Regions from separate parts of the Mus musculus genome. Here regions 2, 3, 4 and 5 are each linked to region 1. Evidence: chromatin loops called from intact Hi-C (ENCODE). Cell type or tissue: left cerebral cortex. All regions are shown on one strand.

The links. Peaks named below come from ENCODE experiments on the same cell type or tissue, not always from the same donor. Only the 100,000 strongest peaks of a DNase experiment are listed, where the experiment ranks them.
Region 2: a loop joins it to region 1, with 3.0 times the contacts of the local background. A loop is called at or near these places in 24 of 42 quality-filtered maps.
Region 3: a loop joins it to region 1, with 5 times the contacts of the local background. A loop is called at or near these places in 8 of 42 quality-filtered maps.
Region 4: a loop joins it to region 1, with 2.9 times the contacts of the local background. A loop is called at or near these places in 17 of 42 quality-filtered maps.
Region 5: a loop joins it to region 1, with 2.9 times the contacts of the local background. A loop is called at or near these places in 10 of 42 quality-filtered maps.

Annotation. Positions count from the first base shown.
Region 1 is chr10:40,523,273-40,528,272 of GRCm38, reverse strand. No RefSeq gene overlaps it. Among named protein-coding and RNA genes, the nearest start is that of Slc22a16, 45 kb to the left of the region's middle. In left cerebral cortex, CTCF peaks have their summits at 3,112 (motif pointing right) and 4,018; DNase peaks (open chromatin) are centred at 2,280, 3,119, 3,769, 4,564 and 1 more place; H3K27ac peaks cover 1,353 bases.
Region 2 is chr10:40,367,887-40,372,886 of GRCm38, reverse strand. The region is part of intron 1 of Cdk19 (cyclin-dependent kinase 19); the gene reads right to left. Among named protein-coding and RNA genes, the nearest start is that of Cdk19, 21 kb to the right of the region's middle. In left cerebral cortex, a CTCF peak has its summit at 2,550 (motif pointing left); DNase peaks (open chromatin) are centred at 339, 840 and 2,541; H3K27ac peaks cover 1,628 bases.
Region 3 is chr10:40,298,779-40,303,778 of GRCm38, reverse strand. Amd1 (S-adenosylmethionine decarboxylase 1) reads left to right here and starts at 1,591. Exons shown (of 8, transcript NM_009665.5): 1 at 1,591-2,030. The coding sequence starts at 1,921. In left cerebral cortex, no CTCF peak of the experiment used is centred here; DNase peaks (open chromatin) are centred at 1,503, 2,196 and 2,930; H3K4me3 peaks cover 3,129 bases; H3K27ac peaks cover 1,695 bases.
Region 4 is chr10:40,347,611-40,352,610 of GRCm38, reverse strand. It overlaps Cdk19 (cyclin-dependent kinase 19), which reads right to left and starts at 3,303. Exons shown (of 13, transcript NM_001168304.1): 1 at 2,890-3,303. The coding sequence starts at 3,017. In left cerebral cortex, a CTCF peak has its summit at 2,715 (motif pointing right); DNase peaks (open chromatin) are centred at 2,544, 3,383, 3,804 and 4,901; H3K4me3 peaks cover 3,513 bases; H3K27ac peaks cover 2,769 bases.
Region 5 is chr10:40,051,006-40,056,005 of GRCm38, reverse strand. The region is part of intron 4 of Slc16a10 (solute carrier family 16 (monocarboxylic acid transporters), member 10); the gene reads left to right. Among named protein-coding and RNA genes, the nearest start is that of Mfsd4b1, 28 kb to the right of the region's middle. In left cerebral cortex, a CTCF peak has its summit at 2,542 (motif pointing left); DNase peaks (open chromatin) are centred at 1,327, 1,942 and 2,514; H3K27ac peaks cover 322 bases.

The sequences.
Region 1 (5,000 bases):
CTGTCAATGCCAGGGGCTGCAGTTACAGACCCACATAGCTACACCCAGCTTTTACATGAGTAGTGGGCATTAGAACTCCTGTCCTTGTGCTTGAAGATCAAGTACCTTACCACCCCCTGCCCCAGCCCTTGAGCCCTACCCTTTTAATTATTGTTTTTATCAGCCATTTAAAAAATACATTACCAACTTAAAATTTTCCTATTGGGTCTGTGCTGCTGGCTGGTAAAACAGAACTGCATAAGAGCAGGGTGCATACGCATATACTGTAACTTTTATTTTAACAAAAAGTGTCCCAAACAGTTGTAAAATGATCCACACTATCACCTTTTTTCTTTACAGAAATACAAAATGTGGGAGACCTCGTTTTTTCTAGCCACTTTATTAACTCTGAAAGAATGTGCTGGTCGCCTGCTCACGTGTGCCTTCAGTCCTCTCTGCAAGGGCAACTGTGTGTCAGCAGCACTTCCTGTGTTCATAGCAACCTTCTGCACAAAGCTGCCCCAGGGCAATACCATGTCCGATGTCCCGCTTTTCTTCTGCAGCCTGGAAGCCCCCACCGGAAGTGGGTTCTGAACTCATAGAAACCACACCCACATACAGAAGGTACTCAGAAAATGTTGCTGAGGGGGCAGGGTCCTTGTCCCTCAACATTCCTCGATTTTCCCTGCCACTCAGGACAAGGCAGTCCTGTGTCCTGCGACTGCACTGCAGATAGACTTCTGTAGCCTTCAGAAGAATCTAGAACTCAGCTGTCCTGGGAAGAAGATGGTAGCAATATTTGTACTCGCTGTACTAGCAGTGTTGTGGACTACCTTCCCCGGCATCACTTTCTAAAGAGTAACTGGAAAGTCTACCTGAAATTACCTGAAGTTGTAACATTCAGACTGAAGTGTGCAGCCAAACCTTACATTTTTTTTAGAGAGACCAGAACTCCCTGGGAAGACCATGGCACACTTACAGAGAGGCGCTGTTACCCACAAAGAATGATGGCTCACCTCTCACCTAGTCTAAACAGGATCTTCCTCTGACCTCTCAGAGTGTGGTGTGTGTCCCAGGAAATTGCCAGTCCTGGGGACAAGTGACTCAGGACTGAGGAAGCTAAAGGTGGGAAGTCACTGATGGCTTTCAGCTAGGGACCACAGGGCAAAAGAAAGCTGTGATAGATCTGCACCAAGAGTAGTCCGGAACTTTTGGGGGCCGGATTGGAGTGACTGGACAGGACTACATAGAGATTCACTGTTTCAAAAGAGAAGGAGGAAGAGGAGGAGGAAGAGAGAATCTTGCCTCCCATCCTCACATTGTCTGTAAAGATTAACTAGAAAGCAGCCAGTGACTTAAACACAAGAGTCAGATTTTATAAGTCTGTAACTTTTAAAAATGTATAATTATTGGTGTGTGTGACGGGAGGGTGTGTCAAAGGACAATTGGGCAGAATCCGTTCTCTCCTTGGGTCCTGGGGATGGAACTCAGGTCACCAGGGAAATCGCCTCTACTGAGCCATCTCAGCAGTCCCAAATCTAAAAAATTTAAAGATAACTGCTCTGCCTGTTAATTTCTGAGCGATAATGTTATAATCAGTGCCTTGTGCCTTGACACAGCCCACATTTATTATCTCCCGATTCCCATGGGCCAGGCTCCTCTGCTTGGAGTCTCAATGGCTGCCATCAAGCTCCTAGACATGTGATCTCTTGATGCCACAAAGCCAGATTCTCCAGCTAGATGGGCACAGTTTCTTATGTAACAGTCATGTAATCACCGGTGCAGCCATCCGCTGTACAGCATTCTGCCTAGCAGCAAGCCACAGATCTTGCCCACAGTCGAAGCCAAAAAGCAGTAATGTAACGATGAAGAGAAGCACAGTTACCCTGCCCTGTCTGTACATGGACCCCACGGTAGAATGAAAACCTACGGAGGAGGAAACCCTGCCTCTGACTGTATTTGGCTTCTTGTCACTTTTCCTGGAGTGGTGCTGCCTGGACCCTCCCATTTACCCTGTATCCTGTATTACAAACAACCTGGAGGCAGACCAAAGTGCTTACGAGAATACAAAGAACTTGAGGGTCTGTGAAGGCCCTGGAAACAGATTCCCAGGGATCTCTAAGGAGAGCAGATAGGAGGCTTTTCTGAATGGGGAAGATGGATACAGGATCACGCAGACCATCTGTTTGCATAAAATCTTTTCTCTGTGGATGTTCCTTGGGCTCCCTGTCTGCTCCATTCTTTCCTGTGCATGGCTTTAGTTCCTCTCTTGCCCTGGCTTCTGACAGAAGGGGGAAGGAGCACACTATGGGTCAGCAGCAGCATCTCGCACACAGTTAGTTCCTGAAGTTGGGTGTAGCCGGGTTGTGCAACGGGAAATCCACAGCCTGATGGGCCTGGGAGATCCCAGCTCTCAGATCCCAGCTCTCACTTGCTGGTTAGGTGAACAGCAGCTAAGATGAAATACTTCCTACTCCCTCTCTCGTACATAACCTCAGGGCTCAGAGATAATTAAATCAGATAAAGTGAGGAAACGGCCAGGTTCACAAAATGATTAAAGATTGCTGTTATTTATAGATGATAGTAACTAGCAGTGCTGTGCTCTAAGTGGGTACGCTCAACATGAAACAGAAACGAGGAGGTCCCTGTGACAGCTATTTATTTGCATATATCGAAACACCAGGATTCTTGCTGACTGTCATAAGGATGGCTACAGCCAGGCATACATACTCTGACAATGGGCTCTTTACAGATCACCTGCAGGATGTCTCTCTGTTTGTTTGTTTTTGTTTTTCAAGACAGGGTTTCTCTGTGTAGCTCTGACTATCCTGGAATTCTCTCTGTAGACCAGACTGGCCTTGAACTCAGAAATGCTCCTGCCTCTGCCTCCCAAGTGCTGGGATTAAAGGCATGTGCCACCACTATTTTTATTATTATCATCATCGTCGTCGTCGTCATTATTAATTTTCATATACGAACAAGATAAATCTTGAGATACTTTAAGACTTTCCTTCCTATTCTGTCGAGAGTGTGGCTGCTTCACACAGGGGTGAAAATACACTAAATAAGATTTCTGTGTCTGATTATTATTAAATTAAAACGCACCAGTGTCCTCTGCGTGTAGTAACACTTTCTTCCACAAGGGGGCAGAATAAGGCTGCATATAATGTTCTTCTTAAAAGGGAAGAAGTTTGTATTACATCTTAAGAGACACTGTATTCCAGTCATTGTTTAAACTTAATTTTTTTATTTCCTACATACATGAATTAATTGTATTCTCTAAAGCAAGAGAAACGAAAATCGCAAAATCATTTGGGAAAATGTTGTTCTTAGCCGACAGCTGGTTAAATTAGCGGCTTAATTCTCTGTTTAAAAATGCTAAAAATTCATCAGCTTTTCTGGGAATCATTTCCTATAGGTCCTGAAGAGGCTTTATGGCTCTAAATTGTTCTCCATTCCTAATTCTTGGTATGCTTGCTACAGGCCATCAAGTTCATGGGTTTATTATAGCCTTGCAAATTAGTAGAAAAAATTTACTAGCTCATAAACATTTTCTCAGTTCCATCATATTCCCCGGGGCAGATCTATCGGGGATGGAAGCTGAAAGCGCTATTATTCGTAACTCATTCAGCTGAAAAGCTGGTGGCTGTTGTGCAACCAGTCTCTGGCTTACGTTCCTCTCCTCGGGCTGTGTGGATAGCACAAGTGGGGAATATATGTGTGTCCAGATGAACCCGTTGCTCAACACCTCATGCAAGAGCAGTTATGTGCACAATCTAACTTCAGCATCAAATGGTGGCCACCCTGTTCCTGGGATCTGAATGTTTGTACCTCTCAAATTTTATATAGTTGGAAAACTGAGGAGATGCCTCAGCTGGTAAAATGCTTGCCACCCAAGTATGAGGCCCCGAGGTCAATCCTCAGAACTCCTGTAAAAATGGGGATCCAAAACAGGCAGATTCCTGGGGATCACTGGCCAGCCAACCTAACCTACTTCATAAGTTTCAAGACAGTGAGGGAGATTCTGTCTCAAAAAATGAGGTGGACAGCTCTGGTGGAGAGAGAGGGTAGTGTGGGTAGTCAAAGCCTGTGCTCACATGATTCTGGGCCTACAGGAACTTCCTGTGAAGTGTCCCAAAGTCAGCCTGTGTTGAGTTGGTCCAAAAGGTGTTCAGCAGGGTTCATCCCTAAAGCCAAAATCAAGTAGGCATTCGGAGGGAGCAATCAGAGTTTGACCTTAAGACCCAAAACTGAGTGAACTCGATGGTACACATCTGTGAGACTAACACAGGAGTATTGCCATGGGGGGTGGGGGATGGGGGGTGTCTTTTGTTTCCTCCTAGACATAGAGAGAAGTCACAGACCCTCATGGCCACATGGACTAAGGACTTAAATGGTCCAAGAAGAAAATACACCATTCTAAGTGGAGAAGAAAACAGCTATTGTTTAGAAATTAGAGTTTAAAAAAAATTCCTGAATAAACAGTGGACAGCTGTTCTCAGCCTCTGCTTTTAGAGCCAATGGAAGGGGGGAGGGGGAGATATTCTTTCAAATGTGGTTTTTGTTCAGAGCCCAGATTTTCTTCTACTAATTTCCAACCCAGAATTAGGGCCTGGTCCAAAGTTTTATTTTGAAGATTATAGACAACAGCAAACTTCCATCAACCACGAAGGTCCAGACAGAGGCCGCAGCCGGCAGCTTCACCGCACAAAGGGGGAGGTGGGCAAGTCTGTGTTAAGGACAGCAAGGCTTCCACATCTTCGAGCATCAGGAAGACAGGACACTGGCCCACCCAAGCGGAAGACAGCTCTTCAAGATCATGTTTGACTTCAGCCCCTTAGTCCATGGGAAAAGCTGTCCTACAGGACCTGGGCTCTAATGAACGCTCCTCCTCTAGTAAACAAGGAAATTATAGAGGTTTCCAACCAGGATATTCATATAAAAATTACTAGCTAAGTCTTACAATTATAAAGGCAGAGGGGTAAACAGTGAGACGGATCTCTCTGTAAACAGACTTGGGG
Region 2 (5,000 bases), 160 kb after region 1:
CTTTTTTTGGTCAAAGAAACATTGCCCAAGAAAGGTATATCAGATTTTCTGATCCTAATCTCATTATTTTCTTTAAAAGCAACTCATTAAAAAAACCTCTATAAAAATGTATTTTACAAGTATGTGGGATGTGTTTGTTTCTCTACTAAAACAAGCACAAACTTGAGAAGAGCATATTAACAAGTTGGGAAGAGCGGTAATTAGCATATTGGAGACTAACGTTTCTGGCACACGGAACCTAACACAAGAATGTCTATCCTCCAGTCATGAGTCATGGATTAGGCTGCCTCTCTATTTATTGTGAAGCAATCTTTCAGTAAAAGGAGCAGTAGGGAAGAATACAACATGAATAATGACTTGGACAAGTTCCCAGAAGAAACCACAGTGCAGCTAAGTCTGAGAAATGGCACAGTCATACTATACAATATACCAGTGTTCTCTTTTATGAGTTACTCCCAATCTTAATGTCAGAGCAAGTGAAAGTCACTCTCTAGCTCTCTATGGCTTTCTGATTTCTGTTACACTGGTCTGTGGGTGTGCACACAAGCAAGCACACAAAGGCCCACTGCAGAAGCCGTTTCTCTCCTGCCACTGCACGGGTCCCAGGGATTAGAACGCAACAGGCTTACTGGCACCAAATGTCGCATCCACTGAGCAGCTAGCTCAGCAGCTCCAACGTCTTTCTTTCTTTTTTTTTTCTTTTACAGGTTTTAGTAATAACGAATAAAAATGCATCATAAATGTGATCAAAGTGATGCATCTGTGATATCGTTTTAACTGCTGCGTGGTAACACAGAAAGCTGTCTCTTGATACATCCCACCCCAGCACACACAATGACACCAGAAGGCAACACCCTCTTCACTCTCAGCTGAGAAGTCTGCAACCTCCATCACGTGAGGACCACACACAAAGCCATCCTGGGACCTCCAAACACAACAGAGGCAAACAGCAGAGTTTATGTATATTTAAAGTTCCACTGCCCAAAACATAAAATGTCAAATGCCGATGTAAGTCTACATATCTGCCAAAGAAATCAGACTTTAGATCAGACAACAAGAAAATCAATAAAGTATCACAGGTCATCATATATTTTGCAACCAATTATGAAAAACAAAATTAAAACTCAAATGCTAACTGAGCTTGAGTGCTTGACTTTTACTACATACACTTCAAAAACAGGAAAACACGTATGCTCCTCGACTACTGGGAAACAGACCACAGAAGTGTGCACTCATATGAACTGAAACTAACAACTGTTTTCCAAGTCTGTAAGAGAACCAATACATGTATGTGGAAAATGGAAGATAGTAAACAGAAAAATAAACCTCACAAAATATGAAGCGTGAGTCCTATAGTTCAGGGCCCACTCTCTTAAGAACCAGAAATTATTGAACATAGATGGGGGAAACTATTTAAAATGCACCTGGAAGGGAACAGATGCAGAGAAAAAAGGGCGTGGGGCTAGACTGTAAAGCTAAAGCTATTCCAACAGCAAGATTGAATTCTGAGGTAATGCTGAAATGAGTAACGCACACTAGGCAGGCTGGTGGAAATGAATCTGTTCCAATACTGTAAAATGAAAATAACCATGAAACACACCTTTCAGAAACCATTCCTATGAAATAGTAAACGTTTAATCAGGTAAAAGAATTAGATCTGTAACCTTATGCCTCGCTCTTCTCTAATAACAGGCATTTTTTAAAACCCTTCGAGATAAACTGGGTAGTAATCTGAGAATTGAGGTGAAGGCAGGAAGCTAGCTTTACATTCAAGACCAGTCTAGCTACACAGTGAGAAAGTGTCTCCAAAAACCAAGAGGAAAAAACCTTCAAGATCTACTTGCTAGCTATTAGAAGAATACGATCCTTTATGTAATAATGTTTCCAAGTCTCACCATGTAACAGGGAAAAAAGGAACAACGCACTGTCTTAAAACAACTCCCTCTAAGTACGGTGCTGCACACCCTTAGTCCTAGTGCTCCAGAGAAGGAGACAAGCAATGCTGTAAGCTGGAAACCAGTCTGGTCTAAAAGGTGAGTTCCAGACCACAGAGAGATATAGTGAAACCTTATTTAAAAAAAAAAAAAAAAAAAATTAGTGACGTGTACAACACAATATTATAAAATCCCTAAAGTTTTATGATTTTGACTCTTAAACCTACTGACATTTAATTATACTACAAACATTTTTTTCTTTGTTTTCGAGACAGGGTTTCTTTGTATATCCCTAGCTGTCCTGGAACTCACTTGTAGACCAAGCTGGCCTCGAACTCAGCAATCTGCCTGCCTCTGCCTTCAGAGTGCTGAGATTAAAGGAGTGTGCCACCACCGTCCAGCCTGCACACATTTTCTAATCCTAAAAGAAAAAAAGAGGCCAGTAAGATGAGCACATAAAAGCTCTTTGTCAGGCTTGAGAGATGGCTCAGCAGTTAAGAGCACTGACTGCTCTTCCAGAGGTCCTGGGTTCAATTCCCAACAACCACATGGTGACTCAGAACTATCTGTAATGGGATCTGATGCCCTCTTCTGGTGTCTCTGAAGACAGCAACAATGTCCTCTGTCACCAAACCTTTCTAACCTGAGTTTAATCCCTGAATCCTGCAAGTTGTCTTCTGACCAATATACATGCCTGTGGCACATACACACACATGTATATGAGCACACACACATTTAAAAAAATAAAAACCAAAACCAAAACTCAAGCTGACATGGTAGCACAAGCCTGAAATTCCAACATCTGGAGGCAGAGGCAAATGGATTGCTAGTTCAAGACCAGCCTCAGCTACTTAGCAGGACTCTATCTCAAAACAAACAAAATCCTCAATACAATGATATTACCTCACACCTATCATGACAGCTCTTATCAACCAAAAAGAGCAGGGTGAGGAGGCTCATGCATTTAATCCAGCACTCTGGAGGCAGAGGCAGATCTCTGTGTTGTAAGCCAGCCTGATCAACACATACCAAGTGAGTTCCAGGATATTTGTACCAGCTAGTTTTGTGTCACCTTGACACAGGCTGGAGTTATCACAGAGAAAGGAGCTTCAGTTGGGGAAATGCCTCCACAAGATCCAGCTGTAAGGCATTTTCTCAATTAATGATCAAGGGGGGGAGGTCCCCTTGTGGGCGGTGCCATCTCTGGGCTGGTAGTCTTGGTTCTATGTAAGAGCAGGCTGAGCAGGCCAGGGGAAGCAAGACAGTAAGTAACATCCCTCCATGGCCTCTGCATCAGCTCCTGCTTTCTGATCTACTTGAGTTCCAGTCCTGACTTCCTTTGGTGATTAACAGCAATGTGGAAAGTGTAAGCTGAATAAACCCTTTCCTCCCCAACTTGCTTCCTGGTTGTCCAGGAATAGAAACCCTTACTAAGACAACATTCAAGGATATATAGTGAGACTCTGCTTTGAAAAAAAGAAAAAGGGCTGGAGAGATGGCTCAGTGGTTCAAGACTACTGACTGCTCTTCCAGAGGTCTTGAGTTCAATTCCCAGCGACCACCTAGTGACCACAATCATCTGTAATGGGATCTGATGCCCTCTTCTGGTGTGTCTGAATACAGCTACAGTGTACTCACGTACATAAAATAAATAAATAAATCTTTTTTTAAAAAGGAAAAAAAAGAAAGAAAAAGTAACAACAATAAGAAAACTAAATACAGCAACTTACGACCAAAATATAAATTTTAAAAATAGTTACATTTCAATCCTGTCTACCCAAACCTTGCCCAGCACGTCCCGATCTGGTTCAGGTCTCTGGTTCTGGCCACACTTCTGTCCCCCTCCATCTAGTCACAGAACTCTGCCCCTAACCATCTTCTTGTCCTTTCTTTTAGCCCTGTCCTGTCTACCCCACAGCTATCACAAGGGACCAGAAATTCAGCATTTCTCATCACTCTCTCTCTCTCTAGGCTCCTGCTCTGGCTCACATACCCTCTGCCCTCTGCCCCACATGGTTAGAAAATTGTCCATGAAGCTGCCCTCTGTGAGGCCATTACAGCCACTTGGCAGTGGCCATCTCTAGGAAAAGGGAGCAGAGGCACTTAAAACATTTTTAATTGTTTCTTTTTTGTAACATATATTCCTCGTAAAACTGGGGGTGGAGAGCATGGGATACATGTCTATCCCCATCCTGGAAACTACTGGAATCTACTCCATCTGGAATGCATTATTCTCATTCTCTACCAGCCAGGCCTACATTGTTACATCTGGGGTTGTATTGCCAACCTCCATTCTGAGTACTTATAAATGACACTGCTGGTGTGTTTTAAAAGAACTGTATTTGTTTTTATTCTTCTATATACACTGTAAGACTTGTTTGTTTCTAAACTGTATGGACTATGCTAGTTCCAGTGAATGAAGTCTTTCCTGTCTCACCTTGCAGCACACTGTTCCCAGTGGAGCCCACAGCCCCATCACTACCTACCCCTCCTCAATATGAGCCCATTCTTCTCATCAGAGCAGCTGGGTTTCTGCAGGATAAAACAGGAGCCTGCATTCGAGGCACCACTCAGGAGGTGCTATGGGAATGGCGGACACAGTGCAGCCCAGGCTTCTTTCAACTGTTACAGATCTGTCTTCCCAAGTAAAACAGTGTAACACTAAATCTGAAAATAGCAAGACCATCCCCTCTCCCATGGCCCTCTATCTTCTTTATCAAGCCAGCTGCTTTTTAAAGCATATGGTTGGCTTTACTTCAGTTTTGTCTACTATTTAAAAAATACAATCATAAAAAAACTTAAAAACCTACATGTACCTTAGCAAAGTTTCTTTTAAGTTAGGTATCATTCCCTAGTTCCAATCATGAAAAACAGAAACAGAAGAAAAGTCCATGGTAGTGGACCACACTTTTAGTCCCAGTCCTCAAGAAGCAGAGGCAGGCAAATCTCTGAGTTCGAGGTCAGCAAGGTCTATAGAGTGAGTTCCAGGACAGCTATGGCTGCATTGAGAAACCCCATCTCAAAAAACCAAACCAAACCAAACTAAACAAAACCCACAGAAAAGAA
Region 3 (5,000 bases), 220 kb after region 1:
TATAACCGCATCCTCCTTGAATTACTATTATAATAGACTAAGTAGCATTTATTAAATTTTGTCCTTATCCCTAGTTTGAGTTGGATGCTTTTAAAAACATGGCAAAAGCAATATACGTATCTACCTCATCACACGGGTTCTTTCTCAACAAATTTCATAGAGACATGTGAATCCATGCTCTTGTAAGACAAGAGCTCGTCTTCAGGGTATGTATGAATCAAATTTCAACAGTTGCAGTGGATTTCTCTAGGGATAATAGGAGACGGTCCCTTTGTCTTGTGACTATAATCATTTTTAATTTTATGAGCTTGGTGACTTTCCCCCAGTGTTTCCAAGTAACTAATAACTTTGTTAACATCTTTTGCTTCTTAAGATTAAAAAAAAAAAAAGAAAGAAAGAAAGTGGCCTTGTCCCAGCTCCCTCCCCCAGGCTGGTGTGAGTGTGCAAGTATGTGTGCAGAGCTTGTGTTTCATACTGCAAATATAAATAAAGGAAGATAGCAGAAGAAAAAAAAAACAAAACAAAATCCTACTTGGATTTGACCCCTAATTTATACTTTAGATTATCATTAGTGAAAACTCTTTGCTACCCATTTACATTATTATTATATACTCGCGAAGATCCTTTTTAGGCATTTAGGCAATTTTAGGCAAATTTGTAAATTTGCGTGGTACTGGTGGTTGTGAGGAATACTTTCAATTAGTTCACCCCTTTAAGAATAGCCTAAGAAAAATATCAAATAACCTCGTATTATACTTAATAAAGCTAGTTCCTAGGAAGTTTTGCAAACTAAATATCCACCAGTTGACCTAATGGAGTACGGGTTGATAGGTGTCTGCTGGAAGGCGGCCAACTCCTAAGCTAGGCTAGGCACACGGTGGGGGGTAGATAGCGCCGGAGCCCTCCAAGGCTGGGCGCCACGTTGCTTTTCTCTTTTCTCTTTTGAAATAGGAAGACGACGCTTCTGGCTATTGTGTAAACCCGTGGAGAACTGCCTTCATTCCCACATCAGATAAAGCACAAGCAGAATTAAAGCGCATTCCAATCCGACCCCGGGCCACACGTACGTCACTGACAATTTTATTGCCTAGGCTGCGTTCGTCTCGTGGAAACACGTGAAAAAATGGTTTAAAAAAATTTTTTTTAAAAAGCCAAAAACCACCTCGGCTTGAAACGAGAAACCGCACAGGATCAAAGCACTACGCCAACCCAGCAGTGGCCACCGCCCCCGCCGAGCCCCGCGACACCCCTCCAGACTCCCTCCTGTTTTCTGCTAACCAGCTGTGTGCAGCGTGGGACAGCCTCGCCTGTCTCCCGCTCTCCCCACCAGCTCCACAAGTAATCCCAGATTCCCAAGTCCCCAGCCGGACAACAGAGCGGTCTCCCGCTCAAGGGACAGCGGCAGCTCCATCTGCAACCAAGCTGGTAGTCCCCTGCACTCCCCGTGGGCCCACCGCCAGCCAGCCGGCGTTCGGCGACGTTTGACTGACACGAAGCGGTCCCTATGAGGCCCTGAGGGCGGGGCGATGGCGTCACTTCCTGGCCTGTCGGGGAGGATGCTTATATAAGGTCTGCGCTCACGCAGAACCCTCGCTTACACAGTATGGCCGGCGACATTAGCTAGCGCTCGCTCAACTCTCCTAACGGGAAAGCAGCGGACTACAAGAGACTGAACTGTATCTGCCTCTATTTCCAACAGACTCACGTTCAACTTTCGCTCACGAAAATAGCCGGGAAAATTTTATTAGTCCTTTTTTTAAAAAAAAGTTAATATAAAATTATAGCAAAAAAAAAAAAAAAAGGAACCTGAACTTTAGTAACACAGCTGGAACAATCCGCAGCGGCGGCAGGAGCGGCGGGAGAAGAGATTTAATTTAGTTGATTTTCTGTGGTTGTTGGTTGTTCGCTAGTCTCACGGTGATGGAAGCTGCACATTTTTTCGAAGGGACGGAGAAACTGCTGGAGGTCTGGTTTTCCAGACAGCAGTCCGACGCAAGCCAGGGATCTGGGGATCTTCGTACCATCCCAAGGTGGGTGCCTGGGCCTGAGGGCGGCTCGCCGCCGACTGCGAGGCACGAGTCGCGGCCTCAGGTGGGGCCAGGTCGGCGGGCGGGAACTGGCTTCTCCCGCCGCCGTTGCGGGGCCGCCTGCGCCGCCTGGGGGAGGGGAGGAGGCCGGCGCGGCCGCGTGCTCAGGTAACGTCCCCGGCGGACGGCGGGGCTGGGCTGACGGGCTCCGGCGGGGGGCACGCGGCCCTCCGGCAGGTGTGGCTGGGTGAGGGGCGGGCGGAGCACGAGCTGGGTGGGCCTGGGCCGCGGGGCGACCAGCAGGCCTCCCGCCGCGGGGTAGGCGGCCGCGCGTGGCGCTCGCTCGGGCGGCGGGATTGGGCGGGAGCGGCCGTGTCGCAGTGCCGGGCCCCGCCGACGCCCGGACGTGCCCTGCAGCAGAGCGGGGCGCCTCGGGACCCTCCGCGGGCTTTGCCCGGGAGGCTCCTGACCTTGGGCTGTGTAACCTGTTACGGAGGCGAAGTCCGGGAGAGCGCAGCGGGGTGCTGGAGGGTTTGCCTGCTTCCCGGGGTACAAGCCTGTCAGCCCGAAGATCTATTTTACTTAATGCCTTAAGCTGGAGCAAAGGAGACCTGCGGGCCCCCTGCTCACACCCGACACGGGAGGTGGTGCGGAGAGTTGCTAGTGACCTCGCTGGGAGAGTCGAGCATTGAAGCGCGGATGACACTGAGGATGCATGGACCCGGCGGCGGTGACACCAGCCTCCCGCTTTGGTGGCCGGTACCCGGGCTCCGCCGTGCTCCGAAGCGCACTAATGGGACTAGAGTGGCGGAGGAACCGGCGTGGTCCGGTTCATTGAGAGGCGGACCAATGAGCTCCTGGGCCCCTCCGGAGCCTGGCCCCAGGGTGTGGACCAATGGGCGTTTTAGGAATGTTGGCTGCGCGGTGCAACCGTCCTCTGACAAAAAGCGAGAAGAGAATCCCAGCGGCCACGTGCTGCCGAGACTTTAAGGCACACTGGGAAACGCAGTTCCTACTAGTTGCTGCAGACGTTTCCATTGTAGGGAAAAAAATGTACCCGAAGTGCTAAGGTCTCAGTTTTCGATCCTCATGTGAAGTGTGTGCCATTTTCAGTTACAAACCCTTGACGTTTTCTCATAGTAAGCATAGAGAAGCTTACCTCTTTTACAGATATGGAAAGCTGATTGTGATAGGCGTCTCGGAAAGCTGGTGCTTCCAGGATTATTTCCTAGAAAATCTTGGTACGACCTGAAAGAGGGGTACGCAAGGAAATTACAAAAAACATTTCTTGTTGATAAAGAGAAGATTTTCGTTCTCAACTTAGTTGGAAGTACCAGAGTGGGATTCTAAAAATAGATCAGAGGTTAAGGGTCCTAGATACTAGATAGTTAGTTGTCCAGGGGACCCGGATTTAATTCTCAGCACCCACATTGCAGCTCACAACCATCTAACTCCGATTCCGGGGGATCTGACGCCCACTTCTGACTCCTGAGGACCCTGCACATCTGTGGGGCACGTATAGGCAAAATAGCCATAGGCTAAAATAATAATATATATTAATGCTAAAATATATTGATTAAAGTGGCTCCTGAGTAGAGGAAAGATGGGCCTTTTTAAAAAGGTAGGCTATTTTTTTTCTACACAGGACTTTTCTGTGTAGCCATGGCTGACCTGATCCACTTGCCTCTGCTTTGCCACCGACCTGTGCTTTTATTAAATGTTTAAAAACCTTTACTTTGTGTAACCAGAAACTGATTTGTGTGTGTGTGTGTGACTGTTATATATCAAGTAGAGCTGAAATCTGTTCGAAAGAACTGAAAAAAATTCAGTGCTTTTTCAGTGGCCATCCAGCTGAGGGTGCACTGGTTGTTATGAACTTTAAATAAGTGTCTGAGAGACAGCAGGTGGATAAATCACGAGTCAGTGCTAACAGGGAGGTTTGTAGGGGACCTGCATCTTTCCTGAAATGGAAAGAATAACCATGGGCTAATAAGATGAAATAAACTGATATTTATAGTATTAACAGCAGTCAAGGCTGGGGAAAATAACAGTAATATAAAAACACTAGGTATTAAAGCTGTCAGGAAGCAATTCTAATGCTGGGCAGTGGTGGTGCACACCTTTAATCCCAGCACTCGGGAGGCAGAGGCAGGCCGATTCCTAAGTTCGAGGCCATCCCGGTCTACAGGAGTGAGTTCCAGGACAGCCAGGGCTATACAGAGAAACCCTGTCTAAAGACAGATGGGCAGTTAAAGAAACTATGTTTGAAGCCTATTCAACATAAGCCTACAGAAGAGAGTCAAAGGGTAACTTTAGAAATAGCCATTGCCCGGGGCCTAGCAAACACATAAGTGGATGCTCACAGTCAGCTATTGGATGGATCACAGGGCCCCCAATGGATGAGCTAGAGAAAATACCCAAGGAGCTAAAGGGATCTGCAACCCTATAAGTGGAACAACATTATGAACTAACCAGTACCCCGGAGCTCTTGACTCTAGCTGTATATGTATCAAAAGATGGCCTAGTCGGCCATCACTGGAAAGAGCGGCCCATTGGACTTGCAAACTTTATATGCCCCAGTACAGGGGAACACCACCAGGGCCAAAAAGTGGGAATGGGGGGGGGGTATGGGGGACTTTTGGGATAACATGGGAAATGTAAATGAGGAAAATACCTAATAAAAAAAAAAGGAAAAAAAAAAAGAAATAGCCATTGCTTTCCACATCTTCACAAGGTTACCAGGCCTGGTAGTTTTAAGATCTAATTGATTATATCGACTTGAGAATTTTAATGGCAGTTTTGTGTTAGTCCCCAAACTGCAAATCTACTAATGGGGAGGGAGGTCGTTAGGAATTGATGGCACACTTAATCCTGGCACTGGGAGGGGTGGGGGTGAGGGGGCAGGGGCCATGCTTGTGTACAAGTGAGTTTCAAGCCACTCAGGTGCTACATAGTGAGATCTTGAACCCAGAA
Region 4 (5,000 bases), 180 kb after region 1:
CAGTATACAATGTACAAGGGATCAAAACATCACTAGTACCACTGTGTATGAAAATCTTTATGCAACAATTAAATATATAAAGGTGAAAAACTCAAGACATGTCTTATATTTCTAGCCTGCTATAAATACACACTGCATTGTATTGCCTATTTTAAATCTCATTTGAAAATCTCATTTTGAAGTAACTAACAACCTGTAATGTTATTCTAAAGTTCTGACAATTTTTATTTATATGATAGAGTACATTTATGTGTGTGTACACATATGTATGCATGTATATGCAATAGTGTTATATACACTAGAATTATTTTTCTCTAGCAGGCCCTCATCTTTCTTGCTCCCTAAAATAGCATCGCACCACTCATTTTCCTGAGCTTACCAAAATAAAATGTAAAGAGGGGAACTGTAATTTAGAATGACCAGAGGATAAAATCCTTAACTATCCAAATCCGTATCACATTTGAGAACTACCACTAAAACCTTCTGTTCTTTCAAATTGCTGATTAGTAATGAACATAAAACTAATCCCACTACCAAATCACAAGAGACTTGAATGTTTAGTGTAAACCCAGGAATCTGAACCAGACTCTTAACCCAAGAAAATCAATAAATAAAACCTATCATGGATTGTCTTACATGCGATATAGTGGTCTGAACATGTGATATAATGGTCTGAAAATATATTTTCATATTCTAAGTGGTTTTTTGTTGGTTGGTTTATTTTGTTTTGTTGGTGTTTTTGAAACAGGGCTTCTCTGTGTAGCCATGGCTGGCCTGGAACTCCATCTGTAGACCAGGCTAGCCTCCAACTCAGAGATCCATCTATGCCTGCCTCTAGCTCTAAGTGTTTTGGTTTTTTGTTTTGTTTTGTTTTGTTTTAATTCTACTTTGAAAATACAAAAACTGACCTTATTTTATGTACTCTACTTTACCAATTTCACTCATAGAATAAGTGTATTTTAATCAATATCCTTATTATATAGTGAAAACTAAGAAGCGGAAACTGTTTCTGTTGTAATCCCATCTAGTCTATGTGACTCAGAAACAGAATTGTTAAAGTTCTCAAAGACTCAGGGCAAATGAAAATATTTTAAGATATTTTTAATGAAAACTTTGTGTATTCTAGATGACATGTATCACAACGTTAGCACAGTCCCTGGGGATACGGGAAAATCCAGCCCAACAATGGAACCACAGTGTCCAAATGACAGCACTGGATTTGCTTTCCCCAAACAGCCCTGTGAAGAGTCCCACTGGAATATCAATTTAATCAGGAGAGTGGCTATGCCAAAAACAGAGTGCAAGTCAATTACAGTACCCTCCAGCCCCTGGTGTGCACTCGAGGACATGTGGTAATTAAAAGAAACAGCTCAGACAACTGAGTAGCTTGGCCTAGACAGGTCTACCTGCAATAGCGATTAACCATCATCCTTGAGTTCTGGACAGTACCTGTAACTTTCCAGGTACTGAGTATGAGACACTTGGTACGACTGTGCTCTGGCTTTCTTCTTAGAAAAGTAGCTCGAGCACTGCTTACTTTGATGCGGGAGCGCCTCACCAACATTATCAAATCACAGCACTGGGAAGGAGGGGCCCCAAGGAGCACTTTAAATCTGAGGTATGGTGATAATCCGGCTTATCAAAAATGCCCCATCACAATCCTTAAGTCTCCCTTTTGTATAGTCTGACAATCGTTTGAGTCTAAGTTACAGAACCTAAGGGAAAGGAATTCCTTCCAGAAAGGAGCCAAGGTGACAACTGGCTTTAAACTCACCATTCCCAGGCCTGAAGTTTGGTTCCACCGGGCCAGCTCTTACAAGCCAGTCTGACCACCGGCCCGAAGGGGACATTCTCGATGCTTTATCAACTTGTCTTTTACTGATATAACAATCCATAAAGACTTCCCAAGAGATTCCTACAGATCCCCTCAACTAAGGAAACGGCAATCCAGGCTCAAGCCTGTCACTCCGTTTTCTGTTCTTGGTGGTCTAGGTTCTCAATAAACACTACCAAAGCTCACAGCCATTTGACAGAGGCTAAGAACTTGAAGAAATCAAGATTTCTTCCTGAAGAAAAGAGAAATGGACCAGGTTTGGTGGCATACGCCTTTAATGATAGTACCTGATTAGCAGAGGCAGGCGAATCTCTCCGTTCCAGGCCAAGCAGGGCGCACAGATACCCTATCTTAAAGGGGGTTGGGGGGAATTAGATAGCCAAGATATATCTTATACCTAAGATAGCCAAGAGGCAGGAAAGATAAGCAACCAGAGAACACTTAAATCTTGTAATATACAATTTATCTCTCTCCAGGGTCCACCTTCAGAGTGCTGAATTCAGAATATTAAAATGTGGGAATCGGGAGCAGGATCGGGAAGTCCCCAGGTAAACATCAGAGATGAAGTCTGGGTTGGCAAGGAAGTCAGACCCAAGGGGCCAGCCAGGACCCCAAGCGCTGCGCCACCAGACAGGAGGCGCCCCCGCGAGCTTTCAAACCGCCGCCCCGGGAAGGCGCTGCGCCGATTGGAAGTTCCACCACTACCGTCACCAGCACAGGGCCAAACCGGTAACTCTTCAGCCAAGCCCTCCGGAGGGTCCCCGGGGACCAGACCCCTAAACTCCACCTCCAGGCGCGGTCTCCACCCGCCGCCCGCTGTTAATCACGCAGCCGCGACTCCAGGCGGGACCGACGCCCCCGACGGGGCTGCGCCGTACGACTTCGAGGGGCGCGACCGGCCAGCGGGGGGCGGCAGCACCAGTGCCTCCGAGTTAGCCCCGGGACGTCGCTCTGCGACCCACGCCGCCTCGTCCCGGGAGCTCCGACCCACCCAGCCCTCCGGGGCTCCGCAGCGGAGGGGACGGGACGAGCCCACTCCCCGCTCGCGCTCTTACCCATCTTTCCGCCTCGCCTTGTAGACATGCCCGTAGGTGCCGCGTCCCACTTTGCACCCTTCGTACTCAAACAGATCCTCCACCCGCTCCCGCTCCGCCGCCAGCTTCGCCTTGAAATCATAATCCATTGTCTGCTTCCCCCATAGAGAAACCGGGACGCGGGGGCCGCCGCCACTCAGTCCCTCCTCCACCGCCGCCGCTCCACTTCTCCAACAGCCGTCGCTCGGGCGCGCGCGCGCCGCCCGCCGCTCCGCGGTCCGCCTTCAGCAAGGGACTCCTCGGCGGCCGCGGCAGCCACCTCCTCCGCCTCCTCCTCCTCCGCGGCGGCGGCGGCGGCTCCCGCAGGCATCTACAGTCCCGCCTCCTCCCTTCATTTCCTTGTTTTGGAACCTGGTGGGCCGCGCCGCGGCTTTCTCGAACTCATTAAGGAACCAAGCGTCCCGCCCCAAGGTCGCGAGCCATTCTGGGAAATGTAGTTCAAGAGGGCTCGTGAGTTGTGCTACCTCCTCGGGAGCGGGGAATACAGTTCCCAGAGTTCCTGGGGCCTTTTGGGCCACGCCTCCACAAGGCATGTACGCCTGCGCTCTGCCGCCGCCCCACCCCCTCAGCGCGCGACTGCTGTTCCTGTAAACTGTAGCGCAAAGTTGCAGCGGGATTTTTGCGAGCCCGTGGGAGCTGGCGGGAAGGACACCTTTGCTGAGCTAGGAAGTAGATACCCGGCCCTGACTGTCATTAGGCTAGAAAAGCGGGAAGCACCTCACGAGAGCCTTGCTCTAGAGCTCATTCCGGCGCATCCGGAGCTTAGGACTGGGGTTTAGACAGTTGTACTACACATTGTTTGTTTTCTTGGGCAATTGATCCTCTGGTTGCCCCGCCCCTTGCCTCGGCTTATTGGCAGAGACTGAAGAGTGACGTCCGCTTTGGTGCCTGGTTATCTCCGGCTTTGGCTGTTTTCCCGCTCTTGATTGGTAATTGGATGTGCTCGGTTCTTCCTGATAGGTTAATCTTCTTTCTTTACGATGCAAAAACCGTATTTCAAAACCTGAAGATTCAGCGGTTTCCCAGCTCTTGCTAGGGGAACCGTGTAACTTCTACGGCCCACAGCCAATCATCTTTTTCTTGGCGCTCTAGTCGGTTTTATCCTAACATATGCGGGTGCGGTAGCCTAGCTTTAGCCATCTGTCTGAGAACAATTAAAGCGCTTGGAAGATTGCAAAAATGCAGCGTTTTAAAAACAATCGTTTTTGCTGGGTAGTAAAGCGTGTTTTACAGTAATGGCGAGGCTCACCTAGGGGTTTAAGGTATTTATCTTGCTCATGACGTTGATTCGTTATGGTGTCTGAGGCTCAGAACCCATCACCTCAAAGTAGTACTGTAAGAACTTAGAAAGTGCCTTACTAAAAATGTGACCCACTGCATATTGATGGCTTTTAAACCGAAAAGAAATTGAGATCCATTCGACACGCGCGTTTCAGCTCTCTTCCACTACCTAAAATAAAAGGCAGCATTTTATAACAAGATTAAATTTAAAAGGGAAATTTGATAAGGTGTCTGTGTCAAAAAGGCAGCTAAGCTATCCATAGACAACATTATTGCTGGGGAGACCATCTAAACAAAGAATCGACTTGTTATTTCCTCTTTATTTCCTTCCCTCTCCTTCATTTATCTCCAATACCTACTAAAACTTCCAATTCTTGTTCCTCTCTGTATGTCATGAGCTTCAATCATCAGGCCTTTCGATTTCATTGTGTAGGACTCCCGTGCGTACATCTATAATATGAACTGTAAGGCACAAGGCACAGTGATAAAATCGGCAGGATGACTGTTAGGCTAGGTGGGTAGCCGTCATGAAGAAAGCACCATGAGCTTAAATGTAAAGAACGAACAGGGCCTTGAGGAAGTGAGAGAACAGAGACCATAAAGCTGCAGGCAGGACAGCCTGCGCCCCGGTCACAAAATGATACATTAGGAGAAAGCAACCAGTTTGAGTCCTGCAAGATTAAGCTAGAAAGAAGGAATGGATAAGACAAGCAAATAAGGAGGTGTCAAACTGTGAGTCATGCTCGTTGGTTTTATGTTTCACTGTTCTGTAAGTAGTAAGTTCTTCACGA
Region 5 (5,000 bases), 470 kb after region 1:
GACGGTCAGCTTGTAGTTGACTTGAGTCTTTCTTACCAGAACTCTGCAGCTTGCTAGATGTTGCAGAGCTCAGCACATTCTGTGATCCCTGGTTAGTAGTCAAAGGTCTTAGGGGACATGATAGTACAGTATTACAGCTCAGTGCGATAACAACTCCCTGGGAAAAAGCTGAATCACTAGTGAGGGTCTAAAGAGTATAAAGACATGAGAGCTACTTAAAGAGCTGGGATGTAACTTAGTAATAGCGCTTACCTTACACGCACACAGCCCTGCTTTGTTCCCTAGCATCACAGAAAAGTGGTTTTCTATAAGTGAGTAGGTAACTAGATGGAGACAGACGGAGATAAGGAAGAGAAGAAAAGAATGTCCTAAGGAGGGAAACCACAGGGTCCATAGATGTGTATATGTGTGTGCCTGGGAAGCTGGGCGCTTGAAAGGCATAAAGGAAGAATAGTAGAGGGTATAGCTGGAGTAAAGCCGGGTTAAGAAGACATTTATGGGCATGAAACTTGATGACCTTCCACACATAATGCTGCATAGAACCCTAGCATCGGGGACAGGGCGGGGGTGGGGTGGGGGGTGGGGGGTGGGGCATAGGCAAGAAGATCAACACAAGTTCAAGGCCAGACTGCTCTACATAGCAAGTTCCAAGCCAGCTGGGGTTACACAGCAAGACCCCACTTCAAAAAACACAGCCAAACAAACAAAAATGAAAGGGGATGAATGTTATTCGTCAGTCTACCTCAAGTCACTGTAGAGTTTTAAGGCAGGTACTGACATGAGCAGTGTTTTATGAAGATCAATATGGAAATTGGGAAGGAAAGAATGCAGTGGAGAATGGAGCAGCAGGAGTTGACAGTTACAAAAGGCCACATGTTGAATGGTTCCATTGATCTAAAATGTCTAGAATAGGCAGATCACTAAGAAGGTAAATAGGTGGTGGTTGGGGGAGTTGATAGTTTCTTTCAGGGGTGGTGAAAATGGTCTAAACTAAGATACGAATGTTGGTCTAATAATACACATAAGCTGGGTGGGGTTTATAGCAGCATTTAGAGGCAGTGACATGTTGCACAGATGTAAATTGGAAGTTGCTGATGGGGTCTAGATAGGAAAAAAACAAGGGAAAGCCATTGGGATCAAGCAGTAAATCAAAGGTACAGAGAGCAGGTGCCCGATGGAGCCACTTACGCTGGCCACACCCGAGATCTGTCGCTTGGCTAATGGTGGTTTCATCATCCTGTGAAATTAGAAACTCAGTAAATCCAAGGAAGACAGACTGTTTGTCTTTGCCACATTTGTGTATGGTACCTGTAAAACAGCCAAGTTGAGCTTGGAGCTCGTGGGTGGGTAGAAGCACTGTGGGACTTGAGCATTCAGGCTGCCAGGGAACTGCGAGGAAGGGACCAGGTTGGTAAGAAACATCTGGGAATAGAGTGCTCCTAGGGATATCAGGAACTAGTGGAGTGACTGAGTAAGAGGCCATCGGTGGCCACACAGATGAGTAAATGGGAATATAGGGAACCACATCCAAAGGACGGAAAAGGAGAGCCAGAAAGGGAGTGGAGGATTGATCATGACAAGTTGTGTGAGCAGTCTCATAAAAGGTGAAGTCTGGGAGCAGGAAAATACGTGGCACGGGTGTGCATTACAGATAAAGTACCTTCCCTTAGTCAGCTATAGTAATGCCTTGTACACGTTTAAGTAGTTACATTAGCAACACTGTGATGACCTAGATGATGAACGGAGTGTTCCACATGCACCATCTCCAGTCCTTGCCTGGCCCTTCAAGGAAGGCATAGTTCTTTGCTTCCACTTACAGATATGAACACTTGGGAACAGGGTCTGCCTTGCTGTGGGTCCAAGCAGACAGTCATGGGCCAGCATCTGTTACACAGCTAGAAGGAGGTGGAGACAGCGGCTGCCATCTGCCTCCTCCCACCAGTACTGGGAGTGAGATCCAGGCCTCGTTCATATTTATGTACTCTTATTAAATGTAGAGCCAAGTTGGGCACAGTGAAGCAGGCCTCAAATTCCAGCACTCGGGAGGCAGATGCAGGCAGATCTCCAAGTTCAGGGCTGGCTTGGTCTATGTAGTAAATTCTAGGACAACCAGGGCTATGTAGAGAGACCCTGTCTCAAAAGGGAGGGGTTTTGAAACAGCTCCATGAGTACAGCTATGGGCCTCAAACCTGATGGCCTGAGACTGATGCCCAGAATTTAGGGAAAGGAAGAAGGAAGAGCAGTACTCGACTAAGTTGTCCCTGGTCTCCACATGTGCTCTGTGGCACATACTACCCCCAACCCTACACACCCTGGGCAAGGCAGCTCACACCTGGATCCAGTACTCATGGGGCAGGGTTGCCAGCCATGCCAGGCCAGCCTGGCCTTCAGATTGAGACTCTGTCTCAAATAGTATGGAAGTCTTTATTTTACGACAGTCTTTCCACTCTTTATAATACTTCATTGTAGATAGACTTAACTAGCATTTTGCTGATCAGTTAGGTTTGTTTTCTAATGTCGAGATGCCCTCTTCTGGACATCTGTTGCACTGAAGACTTTCAGCTTTCATTTTGTAAAAATAATTCTGAATACTTCCTATGCTCTTAGACATTAGCCCAGGTAGAGTGGCACAAACAGGACAGACAGGGTCCCTGGGTTCTTAGCACAGCTCATAGCTGGGAAAAGTTAGGTGGTTTTAGACCTAGCAAAGGAGACTGGAATGGAGGAAGGTGGGAAGATGGGAAAGGGCAGTTATCCATGTCTTCAGAACCAAGATTGGAGATTTTACCTTACTGGAGAATGTTGGTATAGTTTTCAGTAATTTAGGGTTGGTAGCTAATTGGCCCACAACTGTCACACAAACATGTCCTGGTCTGCCTTGAACTTGTCTTGCGGTCTGGAAGGTGAGGAAGAAGCCAGCCATCTTGGAAATTTGCCACCTTTATTACCTACATATGGTCCCTCTCCTGCCTACTGAGGTGTTTGTCAAACTCCTAGTCCTCATATGGACAACATGTCCATATGTGTGGACTCAAGTGCCCTGGACTCTTGTGCTCATCCTGCGTGGGGTACAGAATGGGCTGAGGGTAGGAGGGCTCATGTTCATGTCCGGCTTCGTGTGTAAACTCTCTCTTCCTTTGAAAATGACAGTGTTGCTTAAGCTGTTTTTCATTTACTTATCACCAACATTTTACATGAGGGTATGGAGTTTACCAAATGTTTAGATAGAATCCAAGTACTTAACTCTGCCCAGACTGAATCAGAGGCCCTGCAGTCTCATTTCGGCTGGCACTGCTTTGTGTGGCCTGTTCTGTGCAGAAAGTCAGCCATGTTCCCTCACTCTCCTCCTGTATAGGAAGCACCTCCACAGCACTGCCGGCCCTCAGCGTCAGGAGCATCAGTCAGTCAGTGCCGGATGAACAGCCCTCGCCGCCTCTCCCGTGGCCACAGCCTGGTTTGGTTTGCAGCCTCCTGGCCAGAGGCTGTGACTGTCTGGAAACATTGTGTTAAGTAAGGGTGTTAAGGGCAGCAACTGAATCTGACTTGGTCAGATCAGTGATGGATCTGCCTGGAAGGATGCTTATGCTCGCTCAGGTGGAGCTTAGCTTCCCATGGAGCCCAGGGTCTGAGGAGAATAGGTCAGTGTTGTCTCTCCACAATGCTGTGCTTAGGAGAAGAAAAAAAAAGCTTGTGTAATGAAAAACTCATTTGTCTTCCAAACCAGGTTCCGGTATTGACAGATCAATATTTGTTCTGCATATTTGATATTTATTTGCAAATGATAAGGAAGTACTGATCCTCCTGTGTGGACCATTTATCAAACCTTGACATGTGCTTCCTGTGACCAGGAATCTCTGCACAAAAAGGACAAATATTTATTCCTCACAGCAGTTACATTCTGACCAGCTTGGACATAAACTCTACAGGGAACTAGCATTTTCCTCCCTTATCTCCTTAGTTACTGCCGAGGCAAAACACGGCTCTCAACTCAAAAAGAGTAATGTATTCTGGAGCTAAACATGAGTGACCGTGGTTCCAGAACATAGACTAGGTTAGTCCAAATTCCATGCTTCTAAGTGGGGATGTTTGGTGAGGTGTTTACCGCAGCGGAGCATTCTTAAAGCATGCCACTTTTCAGACGTGTTAGAAACATCAGGCAGGTAGATTAAAGCCAAGGGAGGAAATGGAAGCTCCAGGCCTCACGCCCTATCTCAGGGCATTCACAGCCACTTGGTCGGTGGCATTGGTACACTGAAGACAGTCACAAAGATATTAGCTCACACATAGAGGAGGGCAGGAAATGTCTACAAAAGAGCTAACAGTGGCTCTGGACTTGTAACATTCTAACTCCAACATTGTTGAAGTCCTAATAAGTTAGTTGGCCTTGGGCATTTCTGGTGGGGGGTGATGGGGAGTCAACTTCTTCCTGAGAACTTTCCTTCAATACAAATAAGGTAAAAGGGGGATGGAGAGATGGCTTAGAGGTTAAAAGTACTGACTACTCTTCCAGAGGTCCTGAGTTCAGCTCCCAGCAACCATGTGGTGTCTCACAACCATCTGTGATGAGGTCTGATGCACTCTTCTGGTGTGTCTGAAGACAGCAACGTGGACAGTGTACTCATATACATAAATAAATAAATCTTAAAAACAAAAGACTTAAAAACACACAAACAAGGTAAAAGGAACTAGGCATTGCTCTGAAGTGCTCAAGGAAGTGCTGTCTGTGTGAAGAACCTTGGAGTTCAATCCTCAAAGGAATACAAATTTATTTTATTAAATTAATCTTATCCTTTTTCATTCTGTATGTATATTTTCTCTGCATGTATACCTGTGCAGCACAAACATGCCTGGTGCCTGCAGAGGCCAGAGAGAGCATCAGATTCCCTGAAACTGGAGTTACAGATGTTTGTGAACTTCCATGTGGGCCCCAGGAATAGAACCCAGGTCTTCTGGAAGTGCAGCTAGTGCTCTTAACCACTGAGCCATCTCTCAGTTCCAAG